Regions from separate parts of the Homo sapiens genome. Here regions 1 and 3 are each linked to region 2. A link is a contact called in ENCODE Hi-C or POLR2A ChIA-PET data. All regions are on one chromosome and are shown on one strand. Each heading gives the region's core, a stretch centred on a gene start or an enhancer-like site at or near the end of the contact. The rest is flanking DNA. Distances are from core to core; before and after follow the strand shown.

What was found. Hi-C counts contacts between places; a loop is a spot of excess contacts on that map. ChIA-PET counts read pairs that join two places held with the same protein, here RNA polymerase II (POLR2A). Pooled maps may share reads with other maps.
Region 1: a loop to region 2 is called in a pooled map, with 4 times the contacts of the local background. The contact joins the promoter of PELO-AS1 here to the enhancer-like site in region 2. A Hi-C loop is called at or near these places in 4 of 50 pooled maps. POLR2A ChIA-PET finds 5 or more read pairs at or near these places in 3 of 52 experiments (OCI-LY7, WTC11 and activated naive CD4-positive, alpha-beta T cell).
Region 3: a map with no recorded cell type shows a loop between it and region 2 (2.1-fold over the local background). The contact joins two enhancer-like sites. A Hi-C loop is called at or near these places in 1 of 37 single-sample maps with no recorded cell type.

The regions. Positions count from the first base shown.
Region 1 is chr5:52,799,353-52,803,261 of GRCh38, forward strand. It overlaps PELO-AS1 (PELO antisense RNA 1), which reads right to left and starts at 1,461. Exons shown (of 5, transcript NR_186455.1): 1 at 1,340-1,461. All of the region lies in intron 1 of ITGA1 (integrin subunit alpha 1), which reads left to right. It overlaps PELO (pelota mRNA surveillance and ribosome rescue factor), which reads left to right. Exons shown (of 3, transcript NM_015946.5): 2 at 533-1,768; 3 at 2,057-3,909. The coding sequence starts at 1,043. The coding sequence ends at 2,488. RefSeq lists enhancers at 573-1,271, 1,272-1,971.
Region 2 is chr5:53,066,859-53,071,124 of GRCh38, forward strand. ITGA2 (integrin subunit alpha 2) reads left to right here. Exons shown (of 30, transcript NM_002203.4): 16 at 260-399; 17 at 3,251-3,402. Among named protein-coding and RNA genes, the nearest start is that of MOCS2, 41 kb to the right of the region's middle. Within about 2 kb of position 2,958, at least 2 of the 41 ENCODE cell types and tissues checked have a DNase peak (open chromatin) inside an H3K27ac peak, as active enhancers do.
Region 3 is chr5:52,690,893-52,695,110 of GRCh38, forward strand. The region is part of intron 2 of PELO-AS1 (PELO antisense RNA 1); the gene reads right to left. Among named protein-coding and RNA genes, the nearest start is that of ITGA1, 95 kb to the right of the region's middle. Within about 2 kb of position 2,595, at least 2 of the 41 ENCODE cell types and tissues checked have a DNase peak (open chromatin) inside an H3K27ac peak, as active enhancers do.

The DNA of each region.
Region 1 (3,909 bases), core at 211-2,710, 270 kb before region 2:
TTAGCTTTGGCAGTGAAGATCTGGCCCTAAGCTCTTGCGACCCAACCCCCAACCTAAACATTTCACAGGCTACTGGGCTGCGGAAAGCTGAGGCTGCCAACTTTGGAGCCTAGGATTCCCAGGACATCAGGTCAAGCAACTGAGAGGTCCACCCAGGGGTAAATTCCACACATAGTTTCTTCTCTCTTGGGACCAGCGCTTTAACATCTGGGTGAATCAGATCGTGCAGACACGGTAACTAGGCGCAGAAAACAGCTGGACACGTTGCTGGGAGCCCAGACAGAACGTGACCAGTAGTTCTCAGAAACCGCTTCTAAATACCAGCTCCAACAGGCTTGTAGCGTCCGAGTGCGGATAAGGCAAGAGCAAAAACGAGCATAGTTTGGGCCGTTGGGGCCAAATCTGCACTTCTGAGAGCTACTTTTACTGCTAAGCTTTGAAATTGGATTTACCCAGAGGGAAGCGTTGCAGTGGCAGCCGCAGGCAGGTAAAACTAGTATTTGCACTCACACACTCCCCGGATTCTTCACAGACAGGGATGGAAGAGAAAACTTAGGAAGTTGAAGTTTGGCATTAAAATAAAGGACTCGCCACCACTCTGTGCACCTTCTTGAGGGAGTTCATTCGTCCGGAGCGCCTCACAGCTTAGTGCGCCTGCGCACGCGCGAACTGCGGCCCCGCCTCTCCTTTGGGGACGGGAGACGTGCGTCGGGTCGCGGGACGGGGGCTGCGCATGCGCCTTCATTTCGTCAGCCCGCTGTTGCGTGCTGCCAGCGGGAACTGTGTAGGGGTAGATTTTCGCTGCAGTGTTCCCCGAGCCTGTTAGACGCAGCGCGCCGGGAGACTGAGAGAGGAAAGGATAGAGGAAGTGCTGCCCTAGGCTGCATGAGTCGAAGCAAGCGTGTTTCCTTCCCGCCAGGCAAGTGCCCTTAGAAACCGGGCCCCGCCCCCTTCCTGGCCTGCATTCCCATCCCCTCTCCCGGGGCGGAGGTGAGGACCTCCTTGGTTCCTTTGGTTCTGTCAGTGAGCCCCTTCCTTGGCCATGAAGCTCGTGAGGAAGAACATCGAGAAGGACAATGCGGGCCAGGTGACCCTGGTCCCCGAGGAGCCTGAGGACATGTGGCACACTTACAACCTCGTGCAGGTGGGCGACAGCCTGCGCGCCTCCACCATCCGCAAGGTACAGACAGAGTCCTCCACGGGCAGCGTGGGCAGCAACCGGGTCCGCACTACCCTCACTCTCTGCGTGGAGGCCATCGACTTCGACTCTCAAGCCTGCCAGCTGCGGGTTAAGGGGACCAACATCCAAGAGAATGAGTATGTCAAGATGGGGGCTTACCACACCATCGAGCTGGAGCCCAACCGCCAGTTCACCCTGGCCAAGAAGCAGTGGGATAGTGTGGTACTGGAGCGCATCGAGCAGGCCTGTGACCCAGCCTGGAGCGCTGATGTGGCGGCTGTGGTCATGCAGGAAGGCCTCGCCCATATCTGCTTAGTCACTCCCAGCATGACCCTCACTCGGGCCAAGGTGGAGGTGAACATCCCTAGGAAAAGGAAAGGCAATTGCTCTCAGCATGACCGGGCCTTGGAGCGGTTCTATGAACAGGTGGTCCAGGCTATCCAGCGCCACATACACTTTGATGTTGTAAAGTGCATCCTGGTGGCCAGCCCAGGATTTGTGAGGGAGCAGTTCTGCGACTACCTGTTTCAACAAGCAGTGAAGACCGACAACAAACTGCTCCTGGAAAACCGGTCCAAATTTCTTCAGGTAAAACAATCTTACCCAGGGATAATTAAGAATGGGCAGAGGGATTGGTATAAACTACTCCTAAAGTTTTAGAACTGGGAAAAATAAGAAGAGAAAGTCTTTACTTAGCTGGGATTTTCATGAGATAATGAAATAAAAAGAGAATGTTAAATGTCTAGCAAATTTATGGAGTAAACTTCGCTGAAACATATGAAGCCTTACTAGCGCTTTTGGCTTTAAGCCTTTGTGAGCTGATTAATGGGTGTTCTAGGAGATTATTTTGCCTAACTTTTGTAATTGTGATTCTAGGTACATGCCTCCTCCGGACACAAGTACTCCCTGAAAGAGGCCCTTTGTGACCCTACTGTGGCTAGCCGCCTTTCAGACACTAAAGCTGCTGGGGAAGTCAAAGCCTTGGATGACTTCTATAAAATGTTACAGCATGAACCGGATCGAGCTTTCTATGGACTCAAGCAGGTGGAGAAGGCCAATGAAGCCATGGCAATTGACACATTGCTCATCAGCGATGAGCTCTTCAGGCATCAGGATGTAGCCACACGGAGCCGGTATGTGAGGCTGGTGGACAGTGTGAAAGAGAATGCAGGCACCGTTAGGATATTCTCTAGTCTTCACGTTTCTGGGGAACAGCTCAGCCAGTTGACTGGGGTAGCTGCCATTCTCCGCTTCCCTGTTCCCGAACTTTCTGACCAAGAGGGTGATTCCAGTTCTGAAGAGGATTAATGATTGAAACTTAAAATTGAGACAATCTTGTGTTTCCTAAACTGTTACAGTACATTTCTCAGCATCCTTGTGACAGAAAGCTGCAAGAATGGCACTTTTTGATTCATACAGGGATTTCTTATGTCTTTGGCTACACTAGATATTTTGTGATTGGCAAGACATGTATTTAAACAATAAACTAAAAGGAAATAATCTCCACGTACTACCATCTTGATTAAATTGTGTAATTTTTTATAGGAATTATGAGTTATCTGTAGTACTTGGAAACAGAAAATGTGTGTATTTAAAGACGATGCCTATGCAGTATATTGTTTGGGATAGATTGCAAAATTTCACACTGCATGCTTTGAAACAGTTTTCCTTAGAAAAAGCTTTTGCTATCTTATCCTGTTTACATTATTTCTTTATTTTAATTCTGCTTGGTGTTCTTGCATTGCATTTAATGATCCCTTTTCTCCCCACCTCCACACACTACATTTTTTTTAGATTTAAATAGTTTTACTATTTTAAATGATTGCCGTACAATTAGTAGACTTGAAGACAAGTTTTAAATATTTTTCTTCAAAGGCTTGTTAAACCAATCATGTTAAAAGGAAATTCTTGGTTTTGGTTTGTTGTTGTTAGCATTAGTCATATTTGATTTAGAGGGTAACTTAAATCAGTTATTTTTAGCTTTTTAGAACTTTGATCTGCTAGGGATTGTCAAAATAATCTCCTTGAGGCATCTTTATTTTTAAAATGAGATTAAAGTATGTGATTTGCTTGTTATGTGGCTAATTAGTGGCAAAGCTGGAAGTCATTCCCAGTCTGGACTTTAGTTCTTTGCGCCAAAACATGCTATATTATTTATTTATTTTTTTGCTTGTCAAAGTTATACTTAATTCTGTTTTATATTTGTATGTGGCATTAATTTGGGTTTGCACATTTTTATTGGACTATTTTAGTTGTGAAGAAGCCTGTTCTAAAGTTTAAGTCACATGACTAGTATGTGGCAGTTGACTTAAACTCCAATACTCTTTACTATCATTGACTTAAACTCTGATACTCTTTACTATAATTATGGAATTGTGCAAATACCTCTGAGTTTAAAATATTATTTTTATTATTTTTGGTGCACATTCCTAAAAGTTAAGGAAGGAGCCTCAGTAATGGAATTGCTTCTTGACCTTTTGCAAACCTCAATTTAGCAAAATAATTAGGAACGATCTAATAGTGATGATACAGTTTTTAACTGCTGGATCAGCGACGCCTATTTCAAGTAGTGATACTAACTAAACTTTCGCCGGTCTTTCCTGTGTCTGTGGGCCTTCCTCCTGGTGTGACAGACTTGGGGATTTCTTGTAAACTTCCTAACTAGTCTGAACCTTTTTATTTCTTATTGGGAACTGACACTTCCCTATACTTTAAAACTCACATATGTA
Region 2 (4,266 bases), core at 1,708-4,207:
CATATCCCAGAACCTAAAGTATAATAAATAACTAATATGTTAAACATGTATTGTGTTAGTGATGCAGTCACAAATTAAAAAAAAAATTATCTCTGTCTGCCATCTTAGAGCTTTCAAATATATACTACTGCTAAAGTGCTTTGATAGAGAGTAGAGAGAAAAATTCAGTAATGCTGGTACTGGGTCCTCTATGATAAAGGATATAATACGTGTGCTCAGTAATAACATCCATCCATCTGTTACTCTTTATGTCTTTTAGGTCACAAAGTATTGCTGATGTAGCTATAGAAGCTTCATTCACACCAGAAAAAATCACTTTGGTCAACAAGAATGCTCAGATAATTCTCAAACTCTGCTTCAGTGCAAAGTTCAGACCTACTAAGCAAAACAATCAAGTGGGTGCGTAGATCTGAAATAATCTGTATAGAAATTGGTTGGCTTACAGAGTTTTAGTCCTGAATATAACATATTTTGGTTTGTAGGCCAAGAGAAATAAGGGTTTTAGTTATAGACACTTAAGTTTCCTTACACTGGAGATGCCCGAGAATGGTTCACTAGTCATGGAAGATTTGTTTAGATCTTCCTTCCACATCTCTAGAAGGTTCTGCTGCAGAAAGTTGTAATCTCTATGACATAACCAAGGGCCCTCCTGCTTCCATCCTTTGAGTTTCTCTTACCTCCATTTCTCTTACTTAAAACCTTGAGCATACACAGATTATGCTGAACTGCCACTCAAATGACTATATCATGTTGGCTATGCCATGATCTATATAGGACAGGTTCAGTAAAAGTATCAAGTATTTTTCCTGTCGTTGAGGAATTAATAAACATGAAATAATGAAAGAAAACATGAAAAGCAATATATAACTTTTACCCAGTGTTTTAAATGTTCTAAATAATACAGAGAAATGAGTAAAAGTCTGAATTATGTCTCATCAGATGGGGAAGGATGAGGAAATCATTGTGGGCAAGCATCAGCAGGAATTGTTGTCTTTTCTCTTGGGCTGGCCAAGTTGTCTTTCAAGGCCTGGCAGAGGTCCTGCCTCCTCTTCAAAGCTTTTTCTAAGCACACTATCTCACCTTCATCTCTTCTGCCCCAATTATCTCACCATGCTCAATGCATAGCTTGCAATTTAACACTTGATTCAAAGCTACCTTCTTTCATTAACTGCTGCTTCATGGGTCCCAATTCCCATTCCGTCAGAATTTGGCTTTAAACTTCAGAACTTGTAGTTCCTATAGGAATTCAATTAAGTGACAAACATATTAACTTAAAGCTGAAAATACAGAAGCAGGTTATTTGCCATAATTCATACCAAGATACAAATAAGATGAGAACACAAAGCAAAATTAGATTCAAATCTTAACATGCTTTCCATATTTTCCTACTTTTCATATCCATTTGGAAGTTTTCCATGCAGATGTTCAAAGATTGACCCAATTTTGAGTAGCATATGTCACTTGACCTGCCATGTAGCACATCTAACTGAGCACACATGATAGTTAAGTCAAAAACCGTTGCTGCATAAACATTGTGGCTAGTCTGCCTAATAGGTTAACTTGGGAAATATATTATTTGGCAGAAACAGCAAACTGGTCAGCTCTTCTGGCCCCGAAGCATAGAGGTGTCTCATGTATCTTCCCTTTTTGACTATACTTCAACCCTTATGGTGATGCACACTCAAAAATTCTACTTTCAGAGAATTTCCTTCCCATCCACAGGCTGCCGAGGGTTTCTGGCCTTTCTTACTATTGGGCATCTTTCCCTTTAAATCTTTTTTCCTGATGCCTTCAGGTCCACAAAGACAAGCCAAGTGAAATGATTGTGAGCTCATTTGTCACTTCATTGCTTGGCAATAATAGTATGTAAGACGTGAATCCCATCTTCACAACTGTGGAAAGTGAATTTATAAAGCATATGGTTTCTATCATTTATTGCATCAGGTGCACACTTCACTTTAAGATTAATAACATAGCCCATGAAGCGATGTATCATTTTTATAAAGCTGCTTGAAAAAAAAAGGAAAAGCATTATAATGTGGACTAACTTTGTCCTAACTGCACTCACCTCCTTGCCATTGTTTTTCCTTTACATCATCTTCACAACTTATTTTTAGTTTATTTAATTCTTTAATATTTTATCTATCTTTGTTGGCATTGTTAAGTCACTGGAGCAAGAAAAATTGTACAACATATATGATAGATTTTTTTCAAGGTAACATGTAGAATTCATGTTTTGGGAAGTATATACAACCTTTAAAATATTGAAAATAATAAAGTAAGATAGAATAACCCCAAATAAGGCAATAAGGCAGCTGATGCTGTGAATGGCACCAGGTGTTCTCTCTCAATTTTGGACACACGGCCAGTGGACTTTAGTTGAAGGTAATAATTCTGATAGTTTAGACATCGGCTACTGACATCAGTTATTATCACATAATTTTTTTTCATGAGTTGGTATTAGGAAACAGAGGTTCAAAGAGGGTAAGTAAATTGCCCCAAGTCACAGAGCTCATAAACAGCAGAATTAGGATTCAAACCAAGTCTGCCTGACTGAGACTTTATTGCTGCAGTGTTGCATGCATTTCCCTATGTGAGCATCTAGAATAGGTCAAGCACTGTCCATGTTCCCTTAGAGTATCTCAGTTAATCTTCACAATAACAATTAATTCTTACAACTGGATGGAAGCAGAAAGAATATGAGCTCTTATTTCAAAAATACCCAACTTTTACTTCTGACTAGCCATGTGAACTTAGGTGAATTATTTTACATCACTTATTCTAGTACATTATTTGAAAAATAAGATAATAAAATTCACTTTCCAGATTCATTGTAAAACTTGTATGGCATACATGAGAATGTGTCCAGTTGCAGGCGCTCAGCAACTGTTCCTTTCCATTCTGTGTCTCCGTGTTATGAGTAATGAAACCCGTGCTTGTGGGAGTGAGCAATTTGCCCAGGTTCATCACAGTAGGTTTCCTGGCGGCAAGTCTAGTTTCCTTTCCACTGCTCCCAGCCACATTTCTCTGAATCACATTTCTTTGTATGCACAGTCACCTACGTCACATCAGAGCTAGAATGACAAATGCTTTGTGGTGCTAGCTATGGTTCACAAGCCACCAATATGAAGACTATTTCCATATTTTCTTGATGTGAGATACTTTGTCCAAGAAGACACAATAAAGCAAAGATGCTTTTTCCTATAAGTTGATTTGAAATAACATTTCTTTATGATTTTTTTTATCATAGCCATTGTATATAACATCACACTTGATGCAGATGGATTTTCATCCAGAGTAACCTCCAGGGGGTTATTTAAAGAAAACAATGAAAGGTGCCTGCAGAAGAATATGGTAGTAAATCAAGCACAGAGTTGCCCCGAGCACATCATTTATATACAGGTAAGGCCTCAGGAACATCCCTTTTGACTTTATTTCTTCCTAAAGACGAGAGAGTGGTAAAAGTCAAAAATGGAAGCTTATGAGTTAGAAAATGCTCACCCTTCCAATGAATGCCTTTCTTATGTAATTCCATAAATAAGAAGCATATTTACTTTATGCTAATATTTATGGTCACAATCTATTATATAAGTCAGCAACATCAAATTTCATTTAGAATTGCAATGAAAGGGCTAAAAATACAATTCTTAAAGAAATCATAGATACAGTGTTTTCTTAAATGTTTAACAGAGAGAACTTTCCATTGGCAATAAATGTTATTTTGATATTTTCCTATCAGGGAAAAATTTTATTTATTGTTCAGCTACTGAAAAATAACTCCAATTGTGGTTTCTACTATTAGATTTAAGTTAACATAGATGAAATATAGTAGATTATGAGATAACAATTATTTGTTCTAATCGTATGCTGTAATTACTGTATTTAACATGGATTTTGAAAATTTCCCAAGTGAGAAAAATGCTTTTCAGGAGAAAACTTCCAGCCGGAAATTTATTTTATAAATGATGTGAATATTTCCACCTTGGAAACCACATAATGGCATTTGAAAGGATAATTTACTCAGGAAATCACTTTTTTAAAAGGATATTTAAGTACTTTCTTAGAATACAGTTCTCAGAATTTAAGGTGCGAAAGAACTGCCAGGGAAACTTTTGGGAAATGTATATTCTGGGTTCTTACCATCAGAAATCTAGGTTTGAAGGCCCAAGGAATATGCAGATCTAAGGAGCAACCCAAATATTTCTGATGTAAATGGATGGTACAGAGAGATCTTACTTCAAGAAATGCTAAGTGTAAACACTAGAA
Region 3 (4,218 bases), core at 1,345-3,844, 380 kb before region 2:
CCTAAGCTTCTGAGGAGCCATATCTAATGCCACAGCCCAGGATTGGAGATAATCGGCCATCCTTGCTTGTTGATGGAAAAGAAAAAAAATACTGAAGAAGATTCTTTAGGTATTCCTGTATGAAGTCTCCTTTAGCAGAAGTCTTTCAAAACTTCTGCTAAAATACAGACTTTATAACCTACATTTCAGTTGTGTTAACTTTTCCTGAAACTAAGTGTGACCACAGACATTCGTGTAAAGCCAGAAACTTCAGAATTTGGGAGTGTCCCAAATGCAGTACCCTTTTCAAAATGCATGTGACAAAACACCTTTCTTCCCTGAGCTATGAGCTGGAAGAATTTTCTCAGCCTTCATGTAGGTGAGTAAGCTCTTTTCATTTTTTGGTTGTACCTCTTTTACTACTTAGAATTTCATTGTTGTGTCCAGTGAGCTATGATTAAATATTGAGGTCAGCTGCCCTCTGCAGACTGGGGTCACTAAGTTAAATCCTGTCCACTTGCTGGAAATGTGCGAAGTTTCCACTCCAGTTACATATAGCTTCTGTTTGTGACTAGTAAGCACTGAATAAATATTTCTAAGCTGCTTACTAATCCAGAATTGCATGTTTTTCTGCAGATCTATTTCTTCTTTTCCAGGCCTACTAATTCCACATTAGTGTCTCAGTCAACATATTTCAAGCCATCTCGAATCTAATCGCCCCTTGGTGATTCAGGGGACTGAGACACAGGGAGAATGGAAGGTATTGATATTTTGTATCCCTTTGTGTCAGGTCTTCCTTTTCACATTCAGAAGGACGCAGCTGAATCCTGAGTGTGGTCTACAAAAACACACAGACGAAAACAATTAGCAATTTTAAGTCAGTTAGAGGTGCAAAGAGAAGTTGTCTATTTGTTTCTTTAACAAAGAAAAACCTTTGGTTTTCTCTCCTAAGCCCTTAATCATGCTCTAGGCTCTCCCAAGCACCAGGTTGTCACTCATGAACACAAACTACAATGACTGATTTTCTTAGACTTGTTTGGTTCTTGTAAAGTAGCCAATAAACTAATTGCATGAAAAATGACATGTTAAATTATCTCTACTTTTTTGGAAAAACAGCAGATTGATTTTTTTTTTTTAAGCCAAGCAGAGATGAGGCATTTTCTAGAAAGGCACAAGTTTTAATTATAAATTAATGCACAGGAATTTTATCTGTGCCAACTTGAGCTTGGAAGAAAATAGTATAGAATTACTTGTCTCTTTGTGCAGGTCATGTTACAGTGCTTCTCAAAGACTGATCCAATATTCAGTGTGTTGTACAGTAACATCTACAGTGAGAAAGGGGGAATAAAAGCTGAGCTGGTCAAATGCAGTGTCCTCTTTCATGAGGTCAGCCAATAGGAATTTTAACAGCTAATATTCTAGACAGTGGGAATGCAGTAGAGGCTTTTTCCCTTCTTTCCCAGGAGAAAAAATAAATATCAAGGCAGTCATTTTGAAATCCAGAAAAATCACACTTGGAAACACAAAATAAACTATCCTCAACCCTCAGATTCTATCATTTGATGTATTATCTCCTTGAGAGTCCAAATAAAGTGAGACATTAGCTTTACATGGTTTCATTCTGATTTCTAACAGGACCCCAATTAGAGGTAACTTGCTGTTTAGATTAAGGTTTGTTGTATAACTTTTAAAGTTCAATATCACTTATAAATAATTTCTATCCCCTTAGATTACCTTTCAGCAACCTGGCTTTTATTATCCTTTTCTCCTATTCAAGTAAGTTTTTGTGAAGTCAAACCTAGATGCTTTTCTGAATTATAGATTTCACACCTGACATACTTTGCACACATGTGTCTGTTCCCATTCTTCCTCCTTTAAAAGCCCAACTCATCCTCTTGCCTGAGGAAATAGAGCTGAAATGTAAGGATCTTCAAAACCGTTGCACAATCAACCAACTTTTCTGCACAAGCTGTGTCTACTGCCCTTGCTGCCTATTCTGTTTGGAAGCAAGAGAATAACAGAAGAAACAAGTGACCAAAGAATGAATAACATGTCCAGCCTTTTGTATTACTCCTGATATCATAATAAGACATTGTGTGTTTTATTCACATGGATCTTGGCCATATATTGAGTACAGTGAAACCTCACTGGCTTCAATGTACACTAGACCAGGCAAAGAGCAAATAGTGGCACCAAAGCCATCCCTACCGCCCATCCCATGCCCCTTCTGAGCAACACCTGAAAACCTCTGTAGCATATTCCTGTAAATTCTACCAGGTAGTTAACATCTGCTAAAAAATGTTCTCTTCTAAATTGTTGATGCTTATAGACAATTTCAGAAATTCATTTTAATAAAAGCATTCTCCCTGTAATAGTGGTACACAATTTTATGGCACTAACCAGGTACCAGGTTCTTCACATACACAAACTCATTTGAACCTCACCACATTGCTGTAAAGTAGGTATGAGTCCCCTCTCAAGTTATGGTACAAATGAGGAAATTGAGTTACACAGGTATGCAATAAACAACAGAGCTTAGGTTTGAATTCAAGATGTCTTGATTTCAGGTCCATGCTCTTAACAGCCACACTGTGCTGCCTGTCTGGCCACCAGAGGTCAGCTTCCCTGAAGGAATTAGTATTTGACTGAGGTGTGGTGCTTTCCACAGGGAAGCAGAGAAGATTTTTGGGGAATCCCATAGTGTTTTTAGCATCAGTGTTGTACACAAAAGGAGTACACTAACAACAGATGAAACAACACAAATATCTTTTGACTGAGAAAGTTATGGCTACCCAGCTCTGCTGAGGCTTATTTGTGCTAGAAAGACACATAAAACTTACCCATGAATATTGAAGATTTGAAGGCACGAAGGGGATACCCAGATAACAAAAGACCAGAGCTATACATATATGTCTTCTGCTGTTCATCAAGTTAATTCTCCAAACATTTATTAAGCATCTATTATGCATAGCATAATTAAGCATCTATTGTACATGAGACACTAGACTAACAGGGGGATGCAAAGATGAATGCCATTTGTTTGGAGGCTGGAGTGGACATGCCTCATTATTTGATTCAACTTGTAGAGCAATGGTTCTTGAATTTGCCACATATTATAAGCACCTGGGGGAGTTCCAATGAAAACTTCCGAAGGAAAACATTCCCAGACCAGTAAATTCAGAGTCTCTAGGGTAGAACCCAGGCATGAGGATTTTTTTAAAGCTCCCCAGGATTTCCAATGTGAAGCCAAGGTTGAAAATGCTGAGAACTACTGTTTAGAGTAACCCATTGTGTCAAAGCCTAAATGACCTCAGAAAAAAGTTCACTTTTGCCTTGGCATTTTCTTTCTTCTTGAACTGATAGATACTAGGCTGTAGCTTGCTTATTGCATTTTATGTAACCCACTTAGAGTGCCTTTTTCTGGAGCACTTTGCTTGCTTCTAATTCAAAACTGGCAGCAGGGGAGTGGTGTGAGGGGAGGGTGGTCACTGCCAACTGCTTTACATGTCAAACAGTGGAAGATTCCATTGGGAGGTTAGGTGGGGAGCAGCAACCTGGGCTCTGAAGAGAGATGTATCTCAATTTCTCTGCTTGACATTATTACCCTGGACAAGTCACTTAAAAGTCTTGGTTTCCATATTTGTAGAATGGGGTAAACGATGCCTGTTTGTGAGAAGTAAACTAAGTAACTTATGTGAAGTGTGTGGTACAGAGCAGATACTCCACGGAGGCATCTTCTACTTTACTATAATTATCCTGCTAATTCAAGTGAATCCTGCCCTTCTTGAGGCCTTCCTTGCCAGGTTCTTCTCATAACTGCCATGCTTCCTGGGGAATGAAGCCAAGGGGCTACTCTCCCCAACTCAGACAAAAGTCCTTGAAACTCTCCATTTCCTTTAACAGCAATTTCCCACACTGGACCGCTGAAGTCACATCTTGGCTTCATCCTAACAATTTTCAATTCTTCAGATTCTTTTGTCTCTTTCACTTTTTTTCCCCCATATCCTTAGACTTGCCATTTAAAAGTTGTCTTTGCTTCAAGATTTTTCCATACCGTTCCTCCCTGTTAGCTTCCTCTCCCTTTCTCCTTTCACTAGGCTCTCACAGACATAAAATGGACACTAAAACTCTTTTTATTCAAGTTTTTTACTTCGGCTTTTACTTTAAAGGTTAAAGCTATAAACCCAATGAATATTTCATGTGGAACACTTTTCAGCCCTCATTCGCCGAGGTGGATGC